2 separate regions of the Homo sapiens genome follow, and region 2 is linked to region 1. Evidence: chromatin loops called from intact Hi-C (ENCODE). Cell type or tissue: GM12878. All regions are shown on one strand. Links, peaks and the distances in the headings refer to the core of each region. The heading gives the core; the rest is flanking DNA.

Region 1 (12,252 bases), core at 1,854-9,853:
ATGTATTTAGCTTAGCGGAATGAGGGATTAGAGTGATTAGTATAGGTTGTTGGCATGGATTTTTTTTTTTTCTTTTTGGTAACATAGTCTCTTTGTTTTCCAGTTTTGCATTTCTAGATTTTAACACAGGACCAGGCACAGAGGGTCACATTTAATGTTGAATGAATGATCAGTTACAGCATTTTTTTCTCTAACGGATCTGAGCATTGTCACATGAGATCCCTATATTGTGTAGTACCTTTTACCTTTTGAAAACATTGTTTTCATTTTCATGAGGATTTTCTGCTTCCCGACTAAGGAATTTCCTAACTGCCTACGTCCTCAGTTAACTTTTGCATTTTTACTTATCAATGAGCTATTTATATGTGTATTTTTACAGAAAGCTTTAATTTGGAAACATCACACTGAATCACTTTCTAACACCCTTAGTTTGCTGGAAGACAACTTAGAATCAGAAATAAGCATATTTAAACCCATATACCATATATCAAGAAATCTGTAAAGGGCCCTTAGTTTGCTGGAAGACAACTTAGAATCAGAAATAAGCATATTTAAACCCATATACCATATATCAAGAAATCTGTAAAGGGCCTTTTAGATCCCTCTTCTATGGGATCTGGCAACACAGAGCCATTCCTACAACTCCCAAAAGCAAATCTCTATCCAGCACAGACAGACCCGGGTAGGCTGATGATCAATAACCAGTGGAGGGGTATATTTGCTGCATAGGAATAAATGCTAACCTTAGATAGTCTATGATTCCCCTTTGTCTTCTCTATTTCTCTGTTGGTATCTCATTGTTTGTATTATATTCAGAACTTGCATTATGGGTAATTAAAGTCCTTTGGAACGTGCTTTAAGTTTTTGAGGCTTTTCTTTACCCTTCTAGTGTATTGGAGTAGAAATGCTTATACTGCAGCATGGTGTTAAGGAAAGTGCGCACACTGTTTTTTGTTTATGGTATTCCACGGAAATTAAGTGCACACACTTTGAACTTCCTAACTGCCTACTTCCTCAGTTTACTTTTGCATTTTACTTATCATTGGGCCATATATATATGTGTGTGTGTGTGTGTGTGTGTGTGTGTCTTTTTTATTTTTATTTTTATTTTTTTTGAGTCAGAGTCTCACTCTGTCATCCAGGCTGGAGTGCAGTGGTACGATCTCGACTCACTGCATCCTCTGCCTTCCAGGTTCAAGCGATTCTCCTGCCTCAGCCTCCCAAGTAGCTGGGACTACAGGCATGCACCACCACACCTGGCTAATTTTTTATATTTTTAGTAGAGATGAGGTTTCACCATATTGGCCAGGCTGGTCTTGAACTCCTGACCTCGTGATCTGCCTGCCCTGGCCTCCCAAAGTGACAGGATTACAGGCATGAGCCACTGCACCCGGCCCTATGTGAGCTTTAATTTAGAAATATCTCACTAAATCACTTTCTAACACCCTCAGTTTGCTGGAAGAAAACTTAGAATCAGATATAAGCATATTTAAACCAATATACCATATATCTAGAAATCTGTAGAAGTGTTTTTTAATCATTTGATTCTTTTTTTTATTTTTTTTATTTTTTATTTTTTGAGACGGAGTCTTGCTCTGTCACCCAGGCTGGAGTGCGGTGGCATGATCTCTGCTCACTGCAACCTCTGCCTCCTGGGTTAAAGCAATTCTCCTGCCTCAGCCTCCCGAGTAGCTGGGATTATAGGTACCTGCCCCCACGCCCAGATTATTTTTTTTGTATGTTTAGTAGAGACGGGGTTTCACCATGTTGGCCAGGCTGGTCTTGAACTCCTGACCTCATGATCCGCCCACCTTAGCCTCCCAAAGTGCTGGGATTACAGTCGTGAGCCACTGCACCCAGTCTAATCATTTGATTCTTATTGGCTCTTATTATAAATATAGTTCAGACAGTCATTTGTATAGAAACACATTGTAGGGCCGGGCGTGGTGGCTCACGCCTGTAATCCCAGCACTTTGGGAGGCTGAGGTGGGCGGATCATGAGGTCAGGAGATCGAGACCATCCTGGCTAACACGGTGAAAACACCATCTCTACTAAAAAAAAAAATTCAAAAAATTAGCCGGGAGTGGTGGCGGGCGCCTGTAGTCCCAGCTACTCAGGAGGCTGAGTCAGGAGATGGTGTGAACCTGGGAGGCAGAGCTTGCAGTGAGCCGAGATCGTGCCACTGCACTCCAGCCTGAGCAACAGAGCAAGACTCCATCTCAAAAAAAAAAAAAAGTAAAAATAAAAAATAAAAAAATAGAAACACATTGTAAAAGGAGAGGATTGTAAAAGCAATCAAATGATAACTGAAGGAAAGAATGCTCGTATCCTAGTGCATTATAATACTTGAGGTTCATAATGATGACCCTTAATTAGTAAGGAAAGATTGGATTTGCTGCATCCTAGAGTAGAGAACATTTTTAGTTATTTGGAATTATATAGACTTGGCACTCCCCCCGAGACCCCCACCGCAAGATGGAGTCTTGCTCTGTCACCCAGGCTGGAGTGCAGTGGTGTGATCTCAGCTCATCGCAACCTCCACCTCCCAGGCTGAAGCGATTCTCCTGCCCCAGCCTCCTAAGTAGCTGGGATTACAGGCGCCCACCACCATGCCCGGCTAATTTTTTTTGTTTTGTATTGTTTTTTTTTTTTTTTTTTTTAGTAGAGATGAGATTTCACCATGTTGGCCAGGCTGGTCTTCAACTTCTGACCTTAGCTGATCCACCTGCCTCAGCCTCCCAAAGTGCTGGGATTATACGCCTGAGCCACCGCACCCAGCCTCAAATGATAAACTTTTTTTTTTTTTTTTTTTTTGAGACAAAGTCTCGCTCTGTTGCCCAGGCTGGAGTGAAGTGACACAATCTTGGCTCACTGCAAGCTCCGCTTCCCAGGTTCAAGCGATTCTCCTGCCTCAGCCTCCCCAGTAGCCGGGATTACAGGCGTGCACCACTGTGCCTGGCTAATTTTTTGTATTTCCAGTAGAGATGGGATTTCACCATGTTGGCCAGGCTGGTCTTGAATTCCTGACCTCAGGTCATCCACCCGCCTCGGCCTCCCAAAGTGCTAGGATTACAGGCATGAGCCACTGTGCTCAGCCTCAAATCATAAACTTTTTAAAGGTTTATCCCTGACCCTCTAAATTAGGTTATGTGCCTTGTTATATGCTCTTTTAGCACTTCTCCTAATTGTGATTGTGTATTTATTATATGATTGTTTATTCAACAGTTTCTTTCAACAAATATTTACCAAGTGTTTAGTAAATCTTCTTTTGGATTGTAAGCTTCATTAAGGCAGAGTAAGGACTGAGTCTGTGGTTTCTCCTGGCCATGTGCACCTAGCACCTAGCACAGTGCTTAGACATAGGGAGTACTTAATAAATAGTCATTGAATGGATACATTAAAATGGCGTTAATAATGCTGCCTATCTGATAAGGCTGTTGTGAGCCTTCAATGAAATCGTGTGTAGGAAGTGCTAGTTTGCTCACAGGTTGGTGGTAACAGTCTACTGTGGTCATTGAGAGCAGTTATTGTGGACACAACCCACAGTTCTTGTCACCCCACCCACTAGCTCTGTGAACCCACATAGGTACTTAATATCTCTGATTTTTATTTTATTTATCTGTAAAATGGAACTAATAATTACAACCACCTTATAGGACAGAGTCTTGGCTCTGTCACCCAGGCTGGAGTGCAGTGGTGTGATCTCGTCTCACTGCAACCTCCGCCTCCCAGGCTCAAGCAATTCTCCTGCCTCAGCCTCCTGAGGAGCTGGGATTACAGGTGTGCACCACCGTGCCTAGCTAATTTTTGTATTTTTAGTAAGATGGGGTTTTGCCATGTTGGCCAGGCTGGTCTCAAGCTTCTGGCCTCAAGTGATCCACCTGATTTAGCCTCCCAAAGTGCTAGGATTACAGGTGAGCCACCTGACCCAGCCTCCTTATAGGATTTTGTAAGAATTAACCTGTGACAATGACAGTGAAACATTTAGGTTACAGTAACTTGTTGAATAGATGGTGGTTATACCATTGTTAATAATGAGTAAGAACAGTAATCAAAAGAATATGTAGAAAGTATCAGAAGAAATTCACTTGTGGAAATGCTGTATTCTCTGATGAGATAGTCGTACTGTATTTTTACTATTCCATGATCCTCAGAATATTGAATATTTTCTACTTACGTCTGTGATGGGTCATACTTTGTTAGCTGCAGTTTTACCTTGTTTTAAAAAGTACTATTAGGCTAGGCGTGGTGGCTCACGCCTGTAATCCCAGCACTTTGGGAGGCCGAGGCGGGCGGATCATGAGGTCAGGAGATCAAGACCATCCTGGCTAACACAGTGAAACCCCGTCTCCACTAAACATACAAAAAATTAGCCAGGCATGGTGGCGGGTGCCTGTAATCCCAGCTACTTGGGAGGCTGAGGCAGGAGAATGGCATAAACCCGGGAGGCAGAGCTTGCAGTGAGCCCAGATCGCGCCACTGCACTCCAGCCTGGGTGACAGAGCGAGACTCTGTCTCAAAAAAAAAAAAAAAGTACTATTGAGAATATAATATAATTAACCTGAATAGGTTAATAACCTGAATAGGTTAATTATATTATGGAACCTAAACCATATAAATTTAAAATGCCTTAGAATGCCCAGTCAGCAAGTGACAGTATTAGAAATCAACCTGGATTTTAGACCGCTGTGTGTTCATGGATAATGTTTGTGTGTTTAGGAGACTATTCTGAATAGTGTTTCACAGTCCTTTACGTGCATCCCCTTGTGCATTGGATGCTTCACTAGCCTTTTCTGACTAAAGCATATGAAAATACAAGTGAAAAAGGCAAGTTATTACAGGAATAACTTTTCATTTTCTCTAATTTTCATATTTTAAAAATTCATTTGTAAGCATTTGATACTTTAAACCTGTTTACAGGAACTTGGTATAAACCACCATGTCTAGCCCTTTGTCTCATATTTGAATTGTTTTACTTTCTTCTTGGCCACGTGGCCCTGACTTCTCACTTTCATAAGAAGGGGTTTGTATTGTGGAGATACAAATTATGGAGTTGTTTGCATTAATACAAGTGTTTGTGGAAAAAGATGCCAAACTTTCCTGTGATTGGTAATGCACCTTTATTGTAGGCTCAGCAAAACAGTCCCTCATCTACGGGATCTGGCAACACAGAGCATTCCTGCAGCTCCCAAAAACAGATCTCCATCCAGCACAGACAGACCCAGGTAGGTTGGTGATCGATAATCAATTGAGGGGGATACCTGCTGTGTAGGAATAAGGGCTAACCTGTGTAGTCTGTCATTCTTCTCTGACTTCTCTGACCACCTCATTATTTGTGTGTATTATATTCAGAACTTGCATTATGGGTATTTAAAGTCCTTTGGAAGGTGCTTTAACTTTTTGAGGCTTTTCTTTACTCTTCTGGTGTATTGTAGCAGAAATGCTTATGCTAAAGCATGGTGTTAAGGAAAGTGCACACTTTTTTTTTTTTTTCCTACAGTATTCCACAGAAGAAAAGTACCTACACTTTGAAGGCCTCTAAGTTCAGATTCTGGCACTGTGGCCTAAGTTCAGATTCTGGCCTGGGCCTCAGTTTTTCTTAGTACAAATCATCTGTGAAAATGTGGTTGATTCTCATGATCTCAGACAGTGTATACGAAATGTTTATTAGTAGTGTACTTGTAGTAGGCTTTCAATAAATGTTAATTCCCTAATTTATGAAAGTAGTTAATGTATTCCTTTTCCTGCTTACTTATTTATACCTGGCTAAACTTCTCTCAGATGTGAGATACCAACATGGTTTACTCCTTAAATTGTGTTCAGAAACTCTTTAATTTAGGGAGTGTTCTGAACATTTGAGGATTGTATCTGCAAAGGATGGTGGCTATAGCTTCCATTTTGTAGTTTTGAGTATACTGGGTTTTCTTGAAGCCTCTTTTGATACTGTATATATTATCTTCAAGACAGGATCGTTGGCAATCTAGGAGAATTTCTTAAATCTCAAGAGGTATACAACTCCCTGGAGCACATTTGAATTTTATCTAAATCACCAGCTCTTGTACAGTTCAGTTAGATAGTTGAGCACTCAGGTAGCTTCTTCTCTTCCCTTCTGATTGCTCTCTGTTTCCACCAGATGGCGCATTTGTTCCTTAGAGAGTTGTGTCAAGTCTCCTGTGAGATCGTTTTCTATTCAAAGTTAGTTTCATTTCTGGAGTAACGTGTTTCTACATTGTTCAGTGCACAGTAGTGAGAATTCATACATTTGATTCCAGAATTAACATGTATTTGAAGTGTAGGTGTAGTGGGACGTAAGGAACCCAGCAGAGGACTTGAACAATGAGATGAGACAAGCAGATTTCATTTCTTAAGCCATGTGATTCTAGGCCATTTGTGTGAGCAAGTGCTTTTTTTTCCCCCCAAGAAAGGTAACGAGAAGAGTGTGATGACATATAACATGTTGAGACTAATCCTAAATTTGTTTTACCTTTGTCTCTGTAGTCCAACCTCACAATAGAAAAAATATCTGCACTAGAAAACAGTAAGAATTCTGACCTAGAGAAGAGGGAGGGAAGAATAGATGATTTATTAAGAGTAAGTATTAAAATTTGGTAAGATATTTTATAGCAAGCACCATTTGTTATATATATTTGGATTATGTACATATCATAGAAGTAATTACTATAGCCAAATAACAATGAAATAATAAACATTTGGGTATTTTTCTTTAATTGAGGGAATCTGAGTAGGAACCAGGTTCCTGCATTCTAAACACTACCTTTAAATTGGAAATCTTATACTGTAGTATTTTAATGATTGAATTTATATTGGAGAAATAGATATGTGGAGTGTTATATTTCATCTAGAACTGTGGGAATAAGTATAAAGTGTTGTTTTCCCATTCCAGAGAAATTATTTTAATATTGTTGAATTTTATAAGCTATTTCAAAGGACTTTTTAGCCCATTTTGCTTTTTGTACCTTTTATAACCTACTCACCCAAACTTTTTTGTGCTTACAAAAGAAACCTTTAAAATGCTTCATCTGGAATTAAATAGATATCACTAGAAAATACTTTATCAATATATTTTGAACATGCAATTTGGCATGACTGACTCATAGTTTTTAAAGAGTAAAAAGGGCCGGACATGGTGGTTCACACCTGTAATCCCAGCACTTTGGGAGGCCAACGCAGGTGGATCACTTGAGGTCAGGAGTTTGAGACCACCCTGGCCAACATGTTGAAAAGAAACCCTGTCTCTACTAAAAAAATATAAAACATTATCCTGGTGTGGTGGCAAGCGGCTGTAGTCCCAGCTACTTGGGAGGCTGAGACAGGGGAATTGCTTGAGCCTGGGAGGCGGAGGTTGCAGTGAGCCGAGATTGCGCCACTGCATTCCAGCCTGGGCGACAGAGTGATACTTCGTGTCAAGAAAAAAATAAGAAAGTAAAAAGGACCGGGCATGGTGGCCCATACCTGCCACTTTGGGAGGCTGAGGCAGGAGGATTGCTTGAGATCAGGAGTTTGAGACCAGCATGCATGACACAGCAAGACCCCATTTCTATAAAAGAATACAAAATTTGCCAGGCATGGTGGTGTGTCTGTGGTCCCAGCTACTGGGAGCCTGAGGTGGGAAGATGCTTGAGCCCAGGACCTCTAGGCTACAGTGAGCCAAGTTCACGCTGCTGCGCTCCAGCCTGGACAACAGAGCAAGACCCTGTCTCAAAAAAAAAAAACCATTATACATGCTCTTTACAAAATACAGAAAAATATGTCACTCATAATTCCATTAATTGGGATTAAACATTTGGTACATTTTTTTTTTCAGTAATTTTGAGCTGTTTGAAGTAGATATGTGTGTGTATATATATATATACACACACACACACAAATGAATATATACATAAATGTTACTGATTTACGAATAACATTGGCTAGCATTTTTCTCTTCTCTAGTGATTTAGAAGGTATAGGTTTGATCCTTATTTCTGCTAATGTGGTAGTTAATCTGACTCTTCAGGGTCCTGAAACCTCCAGGGCTACTGTGACACAGCAAGATGGGGATCGGCAACCTTGCCTTTGTCAGTCTTTCTTATTAGGCTTTGGGTACAATTTTGTTTGAATATATGTTTAATAATACAGATTATAAAAGTCACTGTACTCATGATGATCTGACCTCCAAAATTTTTTTACTTGTATTATATTTCTGTACTTAATAAAAACATAAGGTAAAATAGTGTATTTTGACTCCTTTTTATATAAAACCTGGAATTCAGCACATAGCTAAACTAAGTCTGGCCTTTATTAGTAAAGTCTGGTGTGTTTATATTATTATTAATTTTTTTTTTTTTGAGACAGAGTCTTGCTCTGTTGCCCAGACTGAAGTGCAGTGGCGTGATCTCAGCTCACTGCAACCTCCGCCTCCCAGGGTCAAGCAATTCTCCTACCTCAGCCTCCTGAGTAGCTGGGATTACAGGTGCCCGCCACCATGCCCAGCTAATTTTTGCATTTTTAGTAGAGATGGTGTTTCACCATGTTGGTCAGGCTGGTCTCGAACCCCTGACCTTGTGATCCACCCACCTCGGCCTCCCAAAGTGCTGGGATTACAGGCGTGAGCCACCGCGTCCAGCTATTATTATTAATTTTATATATTTATTTTGAGACAGGATCTCACTCTGTCACCCAGGCTGGAGTGCGGTGGCGCAGTCTTGCAAGCTGTGCCCTCCCCAGTCCCCACCCGATGTGATCCTCCCACCTCGGCCTCCCAAGTAGCTGGGACTATAGGCATGTGCCACTACATTTGGCTGTTTATATTATTAATCAATTAATTTTTTGAGACAGAGTCTCACTTTGTCACCCAGGTTCAAGTGATTCTCCTGCCTCTGCCTCCCAAGTAGCTGGGATTACAGGCATGCACCACAATGCCTGGCTAATTTTTGTATTTTTAATAGAGATGGGTTTTTGCCACATTGGCCACGCTGGTCTCGAACTCCTGACCTGCAGTGATCAGCCTGCCTTGGTCTGCCAAAGTGCTGGGATTGCAGGCGTGAGTCACTGCGCTCGGCCTATATTATTATTATTAAATTACCATTTTTACTGCTATATATGACACTAAGTTCTTATGTATAGAGTATAGGCAGAGGCAGCTTTATGACCAAATTCATAGTCATTGTTAGACTGGTTTATTCAACTGATTTCAAGGCTTATCAACAGTATTTTTTTTTATTTATAGTTCTTGTTTTATCTGTTGATGGTGGTACATTTTTAAGTGATTATTTTTCAGCAAGGATTTGTCAGTGTTAAATTTTCTCTGCCTTGCAGACCTGAGAATTCTCTCTTTTGCCCTCCCATGGAAAGACAACACTGTGTGCAGGATTTTTGTGTCATAACCCCTTGTTCTGTTTGTTCTGCTTCTCAAATATAACACACATTCTCTCTCTCTGTTTCTCCTTCAGTTTTTCAAGCATTTTGTATTTCAGAGAGGTTCATGACCAAAGCAGCAAACACCATAATTTGTTAAATATTACCCCAGGGTGTATCTATATGTGGGTTTATATATTTTTATTTGGAAAATGTGTGATTATGTCTAACTATGCTTTTATCCCTGTTTATATTGGTTTCTTCTTGACTCTTAGCTTGAATCTCTGATTTCTCTCCTTTATTTCTAACATGTTATGTCTCATTTTAATATGATTGCCCCTTTCTTCTGAGTCTCATTAAACACTGTCTTCCATATATTTCTGGCATTTACTGCAGCTCATGTGAATTTTGATTTTATTGTTTACATTTTTATTTTTTGAGACAGTGTCTTGCTGTCGCCCAGGCTGGGTGCAGTGGCACCGTCATGGCTCACTGCAGCCTTCATCTCCCAGGCTCAAGTAGTCCTCTCACTTCAGCCTCCTGAATAGCTGGGACTACAGGCATGTGCCACTGTGCTTGGCTAATTTTTTTATTTTTTGTAGGAACAGGGTCTCACTATGTTGCCCAGGCTGGTCTTGAACTCTTGGGTTCAAGCAATCCTCCTACCTTGGCCTCCCAAAGTACTGGGATAACAGACGTGAGTCACCGTGACAGGCCTATTATTTACATTTTAAATTTCCCTGCTTTTTTCCCTCATCTAATATACTTTCTTACCCCATCCTGTATATTCTCTAGGGTTTTTGGTTCCTATTTCCTAGATATCATGTCTTTTTGCATTTTATGAAATATGACAAGAAGTATTCTAAAATGTTCTTTTGATTTCTGTGGGTGATAATTTTCATTGTTTTCAAGCTGATTTTCTGTATTCCTTGGGCCTATTTTTGTTGTTGTTGTTTTTATTTACTATTGTTATTTTTATTTCCTTTTCTCCATCTTTGAATGAGGAGACCCATATGTAGTCTCAGCACTGTGTTGTATTTTTCATTGTTCGGATATGTATACTTGCATGGAGTTGCTCTTATTCCTGTTTTTATTCATTTGGGTGCTGGTTGAATTGCCATCAAAGATTTATAATGAAATGGTTTGTGGGTGTAAAAAGCTCCTTGCCAAATTCCAGTATCTGTCAGGGTTTTGTACAGAGAAGCTCTGCTGTACTGAGAAATAATTGTGGGCGTGCCTTTCTCCATCATCTGACTCTTTAAGATTGAGATGACAGAGTATGAGAAAAACTTGAATCCTAACCTGGTACTGCTTTAGGAGTTTTAAAAAAATGTTTGCTTATGTTTTCTAAGAAGCAATATGTTTCCTTCACTCACCACTGCCCCTTCTACTCTGTCGTCTTCAGACTGTTGCAGTCTTTATTTGTATGTAGAGCAGTACTAAAGGAGTAGATAAATAAAAAAGGAAGACACCGAGGGCAGCTGCCTTGTTTTTAGGTTGATTAGAACTTGTGCTTCTAGAAGATCTAGAGGATCAATAGTGAGGGAAAGACTGCATGTCTTGTATATTCTTTCAGACATCATTCATTGAATTTTGCCATTTTAGTAAGATGTTGGGTATGGCTGCATTGGGGGCTACTAGCCATCTGCTTTTTTTTTTCTTTTTTTTTTTAATTTAAAAAAAAGGACACAGTGTCTTGCTCTGTCTCCCAGGCTGGAGTGCTGTGGTGCAATCACAGCTCACTGCAGCCTCGACCTCCCAGGCTCAAGCAATCCTCAGCCTCCCGAACAGCTGGCATCAGAGGCGCATGCCACCACACACGGCTAATTTTCAAAATTTTATAGAGACAAGGTTTTGCCATGTTGCCGAGGCTGGTCTTGAACTCCTGGGCTCAAGTGATGCTCCTGCCTCGGCCTCCCAGAGTGCTGGGATTATAGGCATGATCCACGCGCACCAGCCACCAGCTGTTACTTTAAACATGAACTCCTCGAAGACATTAGCGTCAGAAGCCACAAAAACTTAGAATTCTTAAAATTTTAAATAACTGCCAAGAGGTTGATTGATTTCATACATTTGATTATAGATTTCAAGGGAACACTCACCTTATGAGTAGACTGGGTTTTCCATAAACATTAAATGATCTTTGCTTGGTAGATTCTTTAGTATGAATTTGGTAATCACACTTACCCAAATGTAGTTACACTCTGCCTTTGATAATATGGTTCTGTACAAAAACTAACAGGAAGACATTATGCTATGGGGAGAGGAGAAACATTTGGAGACAGAAGCTGTTTCTCATGGGTTACTTTAAAAATGATGCTATATTATACAAAAGAAATGATAAAAATTTTTAATGAAGCTACAAAGTCTCAAAAATTGAGTATCGTGTGATATCTTCTGTTTGTGGTTTTTAGTATTTTAGAAACACCTAACAGGTTTTTCTTTTTCATAATTTAAGTGAGTTTTTATGAGGTAACATTATTTGCTAGAAGAGCTGAGATCTTTTTTTTTTTTTTTTTTTTAACACAAAAGGACTAAATTCAGGACTTGCTAGTCAAATTCGTCCTTGGGTTAGTGGTTCTTTCCTTCTCTGTTATTGCAGGAGGCTTCAAGTTTTTAGTCCACACTGTAGGCTTCTGACCACAGCTAAATTAGCTGTGTATTTACATTCTGGCATTCTTGAACCAGGACCTTGTTTGTTTGTTCTGTCTTTTGTGGGCATGGGCGTGCCTGGCTTCTCTGGTGAGGAACATTTATGCAAATTTATCTTTCTTAAATACCACTAGAAAAAGAACAAAGCAAACATAAAATTCAGTAATTTTTTTGTATGTGCTTAATCACTCTTTGTATTTTAAACATTCATTGTAGTTTATTTTTTTATTATTTTATTTTTT
Region 2 (12,252 bases), core at 1,760-9,759, 180 kb before region 1:
CCTCGCTTTCATTTTCAACCATTTCCTAACCTGGCCTCATAAGAAAAATGTAAGCAATGTGCAGACTGCACATTTCTCTTGCCTGAGAGGCCCTGACATTATCAGAACCACAACAAACCCTGGCCTTCACACCAACCCACTCCTGCCTCCAGCCCAGGGCTTGAAAGCAGAGGGACACAGGGTGCTGGTGCTAATGTGTGGGACCAAGGCAGGCCCCCATCCTGGTCCCTGCATTGCCTGGCCTGGAGGAGGTGCTGCTGTGGGTGATTTTCAGTCTGAAGGGTGCAAATGGGTCAGAAGTTGTTCTGGTCCATGTTCAGGAGGGCAATTGGGCCCCAAGTTCAAAAAGAACCCCACCCTCCCTCCATGTCGCCTAAGTCCCTGCCTCTTGGCAGGTCATAGGGTACAAGCAGGCTGCTGTGTTTTAGAACAGAGGGCAGGGGGCAGGGAGGTGGAACGGGGCTTCCTTCTCAAGGTGGGAGAGAGGGAGGAGAAGGGTAGGGTCCCAGCCACATGACAGGTAGTCACAGGCCCACCTCATTCCCCCAAGCCTCCCTCCATCCCCAGGCATAGCCTCCCACTTGCCTGATCAGTCCAAGGGCACATCTGAAAGTGACACCTCCCCACCCTACTTCCAGGCCTTGAGACCTTGTTGGTTCCCACAGCTGTTCTATCTCCCTCCTGCCCAACCTACTCCCTCCCAGGAGCCAATACCTGGAGAGGAATTCCCTGTGCTCCTGTTTCCACCCCTCGGTCCTCAGGGTGGTTGTGGGTGTGAGTGGGTGCCCAGGGTTTCCTGCCTGGAGACCTGGGTCTCTTGGCTGATCCCCAGGCCCTCCTGCCCTAGGCCTCCAGCCCCATCTAATTAATTACCTGAGGCCAGGAGCTGTATCCACAGCACTGCCATTCCCCACCCCTCCCCCCACCCCCGCTCAGGTGCCTCTGCAGCTCAGCCCAGAGCCACCTGTGAAGTGGGGAGGGCAGGCAACACCTCTACCCCCTTGAAGGTACAGAGGTGGGCCTGATGACCCCAGGCCATGTGAGATCTCATTGGGAGCACAGGAAGCACTCTTCACTGCTCCTTGTCACCCTTCCATTACAAGTCCCATGTGGTTTTTCACCCTATCCCACATCAGGGCTGTGGAACCCTTGACATAATCCTACCCTACCTTCCAGGCAGGCCTAAAAGTGTATATGTGTGTGGGGGGGGGGGGATATGGTGTGTGGGGGTGTGTGTGTCTGTGTTTGTGGTGTGTGGGGGGTGTGTGTGTGTATGTGTGTGGTGTGGTATGTGTGGTGTGTGTAGGGGTGTGTGTGTGTATGTGTGTGTGGGGTGTGTGTGTGTGTTATGTGGTGTGGTGTGTAGGAGTGTGTGTCTGTATGTGTGTGTAAGTGTGTGTAGGGGGTGTGTGTGTGAGAGAGAGAGAGGGAGAATGGATGCCCTAGGACTTCTTCTCCCTGCATACACTGAAAAAAGAGAAAAGGACTTCGTATCTGCAGTCTTTTTTGTTTTTGTTGTTTTGTTTTGTTTTGAGACAGAATCTCCCTCTGTTGCCCAGGCTGGCATGCAATGGCACGAACACAGCTCACTGCAGCCTCAACCTCCTGGGCTCAAGTGATCTTCCTACCTCAGTCTCCGAAGTAGCTGGGGCTACAGGGACACACCACCATTCCCAGCAATTTTAAAAACTTTTTTTTTTTTGTAGAGCCACAGTCTCACTATGTTGCCCAGGCTGGTCTTGAACTCCTGGGGTCAAGCAATCTGCCCACCTTGGCCTCCCAAAGTGCTGGGATTACAGGCGTGAGCCACTGCACCTGGCCTGTAGTCTTGACATGCTGTGAGATACTGTCCTGTTCAATTTCTAGCCAACAATATCAAAAAGGATTCTCCTCAGACTGAGAGCGGATTTAGGAAGAGGTTTAGAAAGCTTCTGTCACCACCGACCTGCAACAGAGCAAATGTCTGTGGCCCCTAGCATCCTGAGCCAGCAGGGGAGGGTCTGGGGTGGGATATGTGTGACAAGCCCACTGCATGCATAGCTACTATGCCACTGTGTCCCTGAGTGCTGGCATGGGAGCCAGGCCTGGCACCTATCCTGGCATTGGCAGGCGGGAGGAAGGAGGCCTCGTGAGCAGATGGAGGCTTCTGCAGCAGCTCTCTCTCTGCAGGGCCCCTCTGCATGAGTGTGTCAGCTTCCCCTGCCCTGGCCCTGACCCTGTCACATCTCGGCCTCAGTTTCCTAGTGGTTTACACCCTTTTTTCTGAAGATTGTCATTGCAGTGGAATATATTAAATGCTAGGTGAGGTAACCAATGAAGTAAGTTACTTAAAAGTGCTTTGAAACGTGTCAACAACTACACAAACACAAGTCATTATTCTATTTTTTTTTTTTTTTTGAGACGCAGTTTCACCCTTGTCACCCAGGCTGGAGTGCAGTGGCGCAATATTGGCTCACTACAACCTCTGCCTCCCGGGTTCAAGTGATTCTCCTGCCTCAGCCTCCTGAGTAGCTGGGATTACAGGCACCCGCCACCACACCCGGCTAATTTTTGTATTTTTAGTAGAGATGGGGTTTCACCATGTTGGCCAGTCTGGTCTCGAACTCCTGACCTCAGGTGACTTACCCACCTCGGCCTCCCAAAGAGCTGGGATTACAGGCATGAGCCACGGAGCCCAGCCAATCCATTCTCTTTCTACCACACCTACTGCTCCTTAAATGATTCATTTACTCCACCTTAACTGAGAGCACAGTGCCAGGTGGCTAATAAATCCAATCTACCAGTTGGATAGCCTAGGTTATGCTGCAGTAAGAACAGCAAAAACCTAACTCACTGGCATAACATAACAAAAATTCATTTCTCATTTACTCTGCATGTCCATTGTGGGTCAGATGGGGCTACTCTAAAACCCAGGCTGATGGAGCAATCACTATCTGGAACCGTGCCATTAGCTGTGGCAGAGGGGAAGAGAGCTCTGAAGGTCTCACAAAGTCAATAAAATGCTCCAGGCCAGCAGTGATACCATCAATTCCACTTAATCCCATTGGCCACAACTACTGTAGTCCATGGCCACACCCAATCACAAGTGACCAGGGAATACAATCCTTTCAAGTGGCCAGAAGGCAGAGAGGAGGAAAAATTTGGTGAACAGCTTTAATGTGTACCATGTGTATTACTAATTACTGTTGATGATTTAGAAGATGCAGGGCAACACTAAGTGAAAAGGGTGCTTATAAAGGGTTGCATTATTATTATTATTATTTTGAGACACAGTTTCACTCTGTCACCCAGGCTGGAGTGCAGTGGCACGATCTCGACTCACTGCAACCTCCGCCTCCCAGGTTCAAGTGATTCTTCTGCCTCAGCCTCCTGAGTAGCTGGGACTACAGGCGCATGCCACCATGCCCAGCTAATTTTTGTATTTTTAGTAGAGATGGGGTTTCACCATATTGGCCAGGCTGGTCTTGATCTCCTGACCTCGTGATCTGCCCACCTCAGCCTCCCAAAGTGCTGGGATTATAGGCGTGAGCCACCGTGCCCGACCATAAAGAGTTGCATTATTACAAAGATTAATCCCATCCAGGATCTTCAACAACCTCTTCACAGTTGCCACAGAAAGCCTTGGTTGGGTGCAGAGGCCCAGCAACTACACAGGCCCTTCAGCTGTCCTTTCTTCTAGATTCAGGAAGAGCCCACATGGTTTATAAACATAGTTCCCATTAAGTCCAGCAACAAACAGGCTGGAAATCCAACTCTTATGCCCCTTACTCCATTCCTTGGATTCATATTCTTATTGCAGCCATGCCCTAATTCCACTTCTGGGAGTAGGTGGCAGGTACCCCCCTGGACCTGAGGTTCATCATGCTGTAGGGCAAATCATGTGGGATGGAGCAGGGAGCTGTGGGAAAAGATATTCCTCCATAGTCCTGCCTGAGGCTTTGGAGTAGATCCCAGAGAGTCCCTTGGCCAAAGTTATGGGGACTAGCTGAGTGATGTGGTGAATGTCCATGAGCTTGGCAGACAGAAGCCTGGCTGAAACCCTTAGTTCCTTCCATATTAGCTATATGACCATGGACAGGCATTCTGGGTTGTTTCTTCCTCTGAAAAATGAGGATGATAGTGACTTCTGTTAACATGCTATGAGGAACAGCAGTTTATTAATATTAAGTAAACACCTGGCACATAGCAGTTGCTTCATAAAGCTATTATTACCATGATAGTTGAAGCCAAACAGCTGCCCTGAGAATTTTCATACACACTCTGCAGACATGAGCTCTGGCAGCCTGAGACTTGGTTTCACTTGACCTCGGGCTGTGTTCAGAGTGAAAGGATGAAGTATTATTGTTAATTCACTAAAACTAGTGTTTTATCTCCTAACTATTGGAATGATTTCATTGTTATTGTTTTCATTACATGTGCACACCTAACTTGCATGGATGAAATATAAGCCTAGTATGAATACAGATGTCATAATCAAAGACAAAATGGTGATTAAAAAGAAGAAATCTAGAGAAATTGTTTTGCTAAACTCTCTTACCGAAGAACCTTAAGCACATTAAAAATTAGCTTTAGGCCAGGCGCGGTAGCTCACACCTGTAATCCCAGCACTTTGAGAGGCCGAGGCGGGCGGATCAACTGAGGTCAGGAGTTCGAGACCAGCCTGACCAATATGGTGAAACCCTGTCTCTACTAAAAAATACAAAAATTAGCCGGGCGTGGTGACAGGCGCCTCTAATCCCAGCTACTCAGGAGGCTGAGGCAGGAGAATCGCTTGAACCTGGGAGGTGGAGGTTGCAGTGAGCCGAGATCGTGCCATTGCACTCCAGCCTGGGCGACAGAGCAAGACTCCATCTCAAAAAAAACAAAAATTAGCTTTAATTTTTTAGTTTTTACAACATGGCCTTAATTTTAATCTTGAGTTTGTAATTACTTTGTGTACCATGGTACAGTGGCTAATAAAAATAAGTTAAATCTGTAAACAGTCACATAAACTTTTTCAAAGCAAATTGGCTTGGATGGCTGCACCTGAATCCATGTCGGGGGGTGCTGAGACAAGACTGCCCCCTTCTGGGACTCTCCAGTACTGCAGTGACTCCTTGCTCAGGCAGGCTCTTTGCCTTCATTCACTGGAATGGGGCCCTGGTAGAACCGGGGCCATCCCTTTCTGTCTTCACAGCTGTGGGCCTCTCCATGGTGTTCAGACTGCTAGAGGACAATGGTCTTCAAGTGTCTTGGGTTTTCAGAAGCCTTTCTGGATCTCTCTTTGAGGAAAGAGGCCGCATCTACTCCTCAACATTGCCTTACATTGGTATAGGCTACCCAGTTTAAAGAACAGTTTCAGCTGGGCGTGGTGGCTCACGCCTGTAATCTCAGCACTTTGGGAGGTCAAAGTGGGCAGATCATGAGGTCAGGAGTTCATGACCAGCCTGGCTAACATGGTGTAACCCCGTCTCTACTAAAAATACAAAAATTAGCCGGACGTGGTGGGGGACATCTGTAATCCCAGCTACTCAGGAGGCTGAGGCCGAAGAATTGCTTGAACTCGGGAGGTGGACGTTGCAGTGAGCTGAGATCGGGCCACTGCACTCCAGCCTGGTCGGACAGAGCAAGAATCTGTCTGGGGGGAAAAAAAAAAAAGGAAAAAAGGACAGTTTTACACTCATTATTTCACATGTCATCATAATCCTGTGACTTAAGATGAGACACAAATGATTATCCTCCTTGTACACGGAAGAATAAAGGTTAAGAGACAGTAAGTGGCTTGCCCAAGAGCACACAGCCAGTAAATGGGAAAGAAGTTCTAGAACCCAGGCCTTTGGATATGGGGTTTGCATTCTTTCTTCCTAACCATAATAAAAATATTACCTTTATTTCCACAATATTCTATTTACTATGTGGTAGGTCAGTGATTTTCAACCTTGCTGCACACTAAAATCTCCTGGGGTTCTTAAATAACTCTCCTATCTGGGCCCCTCCTCCACCAATTACATTGAATCCGTGGGTGGAGTTCCAGACATCTGTGGGTTCATTAGCTCCTCCAGGTGTTTCTAATGTACAGCACCAAGTGCCATGTGTGGGGGCTTTATAAACACCTTCTCATTTAAACCTCCTCACAAATCCCATCAGCTAGGTATACCAGCCACGTGCTGATAGGATACGTAAATTGCCCAGCTGACCTTAGATAGCCCCTAATACCACAATTCCCAAACTGTTCACTAAGGTGTTCCAAGTCTCCACAATGGATTCACAGAGATTCCACATGATATTTGAAAAATATCAAGGAAAGTCCAGGTGTGGGGGATCACGCCTGTAATCCCAGCACTTTGGGGGGCCAAGGCGGGTGGATCACTTGAGGTCAGGAGTTCGAGACCAGCCTGCCAACATGGTGAAACCCCGTCTCTACTAAAAATACAAAAAAAAAAATTAGCCAGGTATGCTGGCAGGTGCCTGTAATCCCAGCTACTCAGGAGGGTGAAGCAGGAGAATTGCTTGAACCTGGGAGGCAGAGGTTGTAGTGAGCCGAGACCGGGCACCAAGGGAACTATTGTGTTAGCTTATGGTAGTTCACCATTTTTACAGTAGATGGCGATGCATTCCTTCTAATGACATAATATCTTTGCAAAACTGGATTTTTCAGCCTGAAAATCGGCATGGAATAGGATATCAGTGTGGTGGTGGTCAATCTGATTCCCAAGTTGGGGAAGTAGTACAGTGCCCAATAGGCATAGCTATCCCATTAGTAAGTAACTGGTAATTTAAGCAAGAAACAATTTTTTTTTCTATTTATGTGCATTATCTTTTTAAATAGCCAAGTTGTTAGGACATAAATACTTATTAAGTTGTTTGGACCTAACAATTTACTTGAAGGTAAATTTGTGGTATTTTTTTTAAAGGCATTGACACACAAAGGGCACCTTCCTAATGCCGAGGCCACATGACAAAGGGGCAGAAGTAGGATTTGATCAGTCTGACCCGAGCCCAAATATTTAACCATTTCTTTGAACTGCGCTCAATCAGTGATTTTCTTCTGTGCCCTGTCCTGGATGCCAAACCCTCAGCATTGAGTTAGGGGTCAACCTGGAAATGACAGAGCAGACATAAATTAAACACTACTGTCAAGACCATAAGTGAGCACAATGTCCTTTGACAAATTACATAACATCCCTGAATCTCAGTTTCTTCATCTGTAAAGCTGGATGACAAAATTACACTACAGGGTTGTTGTGAAGATTAAACAAGCTAAAAATCATCAAGTGTCTGGTTTAGAACAGGTACTCTGTTAAGAGTTTATTCTCTCCCTTTCTCCCCTCCTCACTTCCATGACAGACCTGAAGACATGAGGGGACACAAGTGTGCAAGTAGGTGTGAAACACACACACACACACACATGCAACCACCAGACTGCCTATACACCATCCTCAGTCTCAAACATATTGTTAATGCAGATATACTTACATGCATACATACATATATACATACAATCACAACACCTTGGCTGATTAAATAAGCACAAAAACAAATAGAACAATGAAGCAAATAAAATAAGCTCTTGAACTTGCTCTCCTTCCTCCACGTCCTCCATTGGGAGATCCTCTGCCAGCCTCAAGTATTGTGCAGGCTCAGTCAATCCACATCTGCCTACCTTCCCAGTTGCCCATTATGTCACTGTACATATGCCACTGGACCAAAGAGACACTCTAGACCTAAAAATGCCTTCCATTTCATCTCCACACATGCACACACCCCTACTATTGGTTCTCTTTTTTTTCTTCCTCGAGATGGAGTCTCACTCTGTCACCCAGGCTGGAGTGCAGTGGTGTGATCTCGGCTCACTGCAACCTCTGCTTCCTGGATTCAAGGGATTTTCCTGCCTCAGCCTCCCGAGTAGCTGGGATTACAGGCATGTGGCAACATGCCCAGCTAATTTTTGTATTTTTAGTAGAGACGGGGTGTCACCATGTTGGCCAGGCTGTTCTCGAACTCCTGACCTCAGGTGATCCATCCACCTCGGCCTCCCAAACCAAAGTGCTGGGATTACAGGTGTGAGCCACCACACCCAGCCCTACCATTGGTTCTTAACAGCAGCAGTTCCAGAACAGATTATCACCACCACCCCCAGGTGTTATTTGCAGGAGGAACACCTATACCCGCCAAGGTGTTTAGGTTTTCATCTTTTTTTTTTTTTTTTGAGACATGGTCTCACTGTGTCATCCAGGCTGGAGTGCAGTGGTAAAATCATGGCTCACTACAGCCTCGACCTCCCAGGCTCAAGTGATCCTCCCACCTTAGCCTCCCAAGTAGCTGAAACTGCAGATGTGTGCCACCACATCCTGCTAATTTTTAAAAACAATTTTCTTTTTTTTTTTTTTTTTGTAGGGATGTGGGTCTCACTATGTTTCCCAGGCTGGTCATGAACTCTTGGGCTGAAGTGATCCTCCTGCCTCAGCCTCCCAAAGTGTTAGGATTACAGGTGTGAGCTACTGTGCCCAGCTGGCTTTCATCTTTAGATATTATTTCTTTGGGCTTGAAGGCTTTTATAAAATAGACCTCTCTCTACAAGAGGTAAATCTTATGTCTCACTCAGCAGATGGTTGAACTCTAGGTCAGCTACTGAGGAGGAAATAGAAGAAGGAGTGTCCCTAACACATTAATCCCATAAATATCTAGTGAGCATCTACTATGTGTTAGGCACAGGGGCATGGACATGAACAAGACCCAGTCACTGCCCTCAAGGCTTTTAATCTAATGAAGGACCAAGGCTAGGAAACAGGTGATTACAAGTCCCATGTGATGTATGCTAATCCAGGAAGGAATTATGGGAGCACAGAGGAGGGACACTGAACTAAGACTCAGAGCATTGGCAAAGACTTCCTGAAGGAAGTGACGTCTAGACCGAAATTTAAAGGATGAGGAGTTAGGACCACGAAGGAGGTATGACCATTCCAAGTAGAGAAAACAGAACAGCACAGGAAAAAAGTCCAGGGATGAAGAAGCATAGTGTGTGGGACGTGGGTGCACCTCAACACAAATGTGGGGCATGGTTAGGACCACTTTTTTTTTTTTTTGAGACAGAGCCTTGCTTTGTCACAGGCTGGAGTACAGTGGAGTGATCTCGGCTCACTGCAACCTCTGCCTCTTGGATTCAAGTGATTGTCCTGCCTCAGCCTCCCAAGTAGCTCGGATTATAGGTGCCCGCCACCACACCCGGCTAATTTTTGTATTTTTAGGAGAGATGGGGTTTCGCCATGTTGGCCAGGCTGGTCTCGAACTCCTGACCTCAAGTGATCCACCTGCCTCAGCCTCAGGAAGTGCTGGGATTACAGGCATGAGCCACAGCACCTGGCCAGGACCATTTTTTTTAAGTCCAAAATTTAGCCAAAAATTTTCACTTAAAAACTAATCACTGAGCTTTGGAGCCCATGGTGTGCAAGACAGGAGGTTGGGGTGGATGCGGCTAGAAATCCACTCTCAACATGCTTGTCATCTAATGTCCACGTGGTGGCATGACATCCAGGTATGATGCCCCAGGCCAGGACTGATGCCCACCCCTGTCCCCACCTTGGGACCTTGAGTGACCTAATATAAAACACCAACCTCACCACCATCTTTACAAGTTGTTATAAGCAAAATTCATCAGAATAGAAACTCCCCCGTCCCAAAGAGACACTGCTTCCAAGAAGCCTTTCAGCTCACCAGTCCTTGACCTGCTTGTGACCAGAGCAAGACCTATTCCTTTCCCAGCTTTTGGGAAAGACTCAGTCACTTCAGCCCACCCACCTAGCCCAGGTTGCTGACCTCATGGGTGAGGGTGGAGACCTACCTGGAGAGGGACCTTTCACCTATTTCCCTGTTGCACCTATAGGTCCCTAAAGGGTGCAGGAAGGCACCTGCATATGGCAGTCAGGCTGTCACACAAAGACTCCTCTCGGGCCCTGGGGGAACTGGACTGGGCTCTACCATCCTAAAGGAGTTTACAATTCTGTCTAGTGTCAGGGGTACCTGGCATTCCTCCTCAGGGAGCCCTGGGCCGCACCAACAGAAGGCACAGGTCATGATGTGGTCACCTTCAGGAGGCGGGAGTGGTTGCCTCCCTGAGTTCTGGGACCATCCCTTTTGGAGGCCCCTCCACTTGGAGAACAATCTACGAGACCGCAGAGGCACCCACAGACCCTCCAGCTAGGACCTGAGGGTGGCTTCTGAGATGACCGGGAGACTGTTCCTGGCTATGGGACGGGGCATACTTGATAGCCCCAAATCACAATCCCTGGCAAAGGAGCCCACCCGCCCCAGCTCACGCCCCCGCCCCACAAGCAGGGATTCTGGTTCCTATGTCCACCCAGCCTCTCCCTGCCTCAATGTCTCAGTTGCAGGGTAAAGGTGAGGACAGATCCCTCCTTCCCGTTGTGGGTGGCCCAGGGCGGTTTCCGGCTGAGTCAGCCCCATGGGGAGAGCACTGCTCTGGCCAGTGGTAGAACTGGCCCGCTCACTTCCTCCCCGAGCTGGGAGGTCTGGCTACCCTGGAGGCTGCCCTGAACTGCTGCTCAACCCCTGCAGGTCAGGGCACCTGCTGAGATCTCCCCCTCCTCCTGGGACAAACAGTGTTATCCCAGCATTTGCATTACTTCCCTGGCTCCGGGCTTTGCTAGTAAAGCAATTACTTACTGCTAAGAGGAAAGACTTTTCCCCATGAGGGCTCCCTTCCACTCTCAAGAGGCAGGGGGCAAGGGTATAAACACACACAGGAGGCGTAACAATGAGAGGGAGTGTGAGAAATAGTTAAAAGCACAGATTCTAGCATCCTAACTTGGACTTGTCCTGATTCTGCCATTTTTGGGGGCTCTGTTATTCTAGGTGAGTTCTTTTTCTCAGAGGCCAGTTTCCTCATTTGTAAAATGGCTAACAATTATGATGGCACTTTTTTTAGGATTACTATGAAAATTAAATGAGACAAAACATGGTACATTCTTAGATGGTGCCTGGCACAGAACAGGAGCTCAGTACACGGCTTTAAAATGTGCCTTTCAGGATAACACTTAATCCTGATGGGTGGAGATTTCACACAAAGTGGAAGGTATGTTTGGGTAGGCAGGTTTTGTATTGCTGCCCACACTATATTGAATAGACTACAGCGTGCTTCCTGCCACCATTTCTGTTTCTTTTCTGGATAAAACAGTCCTAATTAGAGACAAGCTGGGAACTAGGATGCAAATAGCATTTCCTAAAACTCCTAAACATGCCTCAATCAATCCCCATCTCTGTCCACACACAGGAGGTTGCATCTTGGTCCCCTGGAGCCACAGGCCAGGAGCCAACCTGGATGTCTCTTTGTTCCCTTTATATAATAAAAATCAGAGTCTATTGATCTTTTCTAATCATAGACTATAGATTCTTTCCTTCCTCTTTGTCTTTGTTGCCCTTGCCCAAACTACAGTCAAATTCTGGAGGCACCAAAAATCTCAGTGGAGGCAGAAAAGATGAATAAGAGCTCAACAGACAAAGAAAGGGTCATTTCAAGTTTTGAGAACAGTACAAGCAAGGCTCAGAGGCTTCCCATGACATGGTGCTCCGTAGAACAAAATGTAGCTCTGTGTATAGGAACACAGGCCCAAGCAGAACCATATGGCATGATAGCTGGGCACACAAACACGCGGCTACACTGCCTGGGTTTGAATTCCAGCTCCATCACTTATTAGCAAGTTACTTAAATTCTGTGTGTCTCGATCCCTCATCTGCAAAATAGGATCATAATAGTCCCCACCTCTAAGGGTTGTTGGGAGGATTAAATGCTCTGATAGATGGAGAGAACTTAGTATAGTGCTGGGGCATAGTAAGTACCCCATAGATATTACTGTTCCCAATTCATATGTAAGTGTTGGGGCAGCCCATCCTTCACCATTCAACTCCAAGTCCACTTTGCACAGGAAGCTTTCTTCAATTAATCTGAAATGGCTGTCACACATCACCCCAATGTATTCACGCACTCTCATTTGTATCAATGTTTTGTTTTGGCTTTTGGTGTGTGTGTGTGTGTGTGTGTGTGTGTGTGTGTCTCAGGGTCTCACTCCTGTCACCCAGGCTGAAGGACAGTGGCGCAATCATGGCTCACTGCAGCCTGGACTTCCTGGAGTCAGGTGATTTTCCCACCTCAGCCTCCTGAGTAGCTGGCACTATAGGCGCACACCACCATGCCTGGCTAATTTTTGTATTTTTTTTTGTAGAGACAGGGTTTCGCCTTTGCCATGTTGCCCAGGC

The links. Peaks named below come from ENCODE experiments on the same cell type or tissue, not always from the same donor. Only the 100,000 strongest peaks of a DNase experiment are listed, where the experiment ranks them.
Region 2: it touches region 1 in a loop (9-fold over the local background); 3 of 110 quality-filtered maps call a loop at or near these places.

The regions. Positions count from the first base shown.
Region 1 is chr7:128,602,988-128,615,239 of GRCh38, forward strand. No RefSeq gene overlaps it. Among named protein-coding and RNA genes, the nearest start is that of LINC01000, 32 kb to the right of the region's middle. In GM12878, for the core only: a CTCF peak has its summit at 6,181 (motif pointing right); a DNase peak (open chromatin) is centred at 6,207; H3K27ac peaks cover 428 bases.
Region 2 is chr7:128,420,898-128,433,149 of GRCh38, forward strand. No RefSeq gene overlaps it. Among named protein-coding and RNA genes, the nearest start is that of IMPDH1, 17 kb to the left of the region's middle. RefSeq lists a silencer at 4,995-5,154. In GM12878, for the core only: CTCF peaks have their summits at 5,070 (motif pointing left), 6,595 (motif pointing right) and 9,492; no DNase peak of the experiment used is centred there.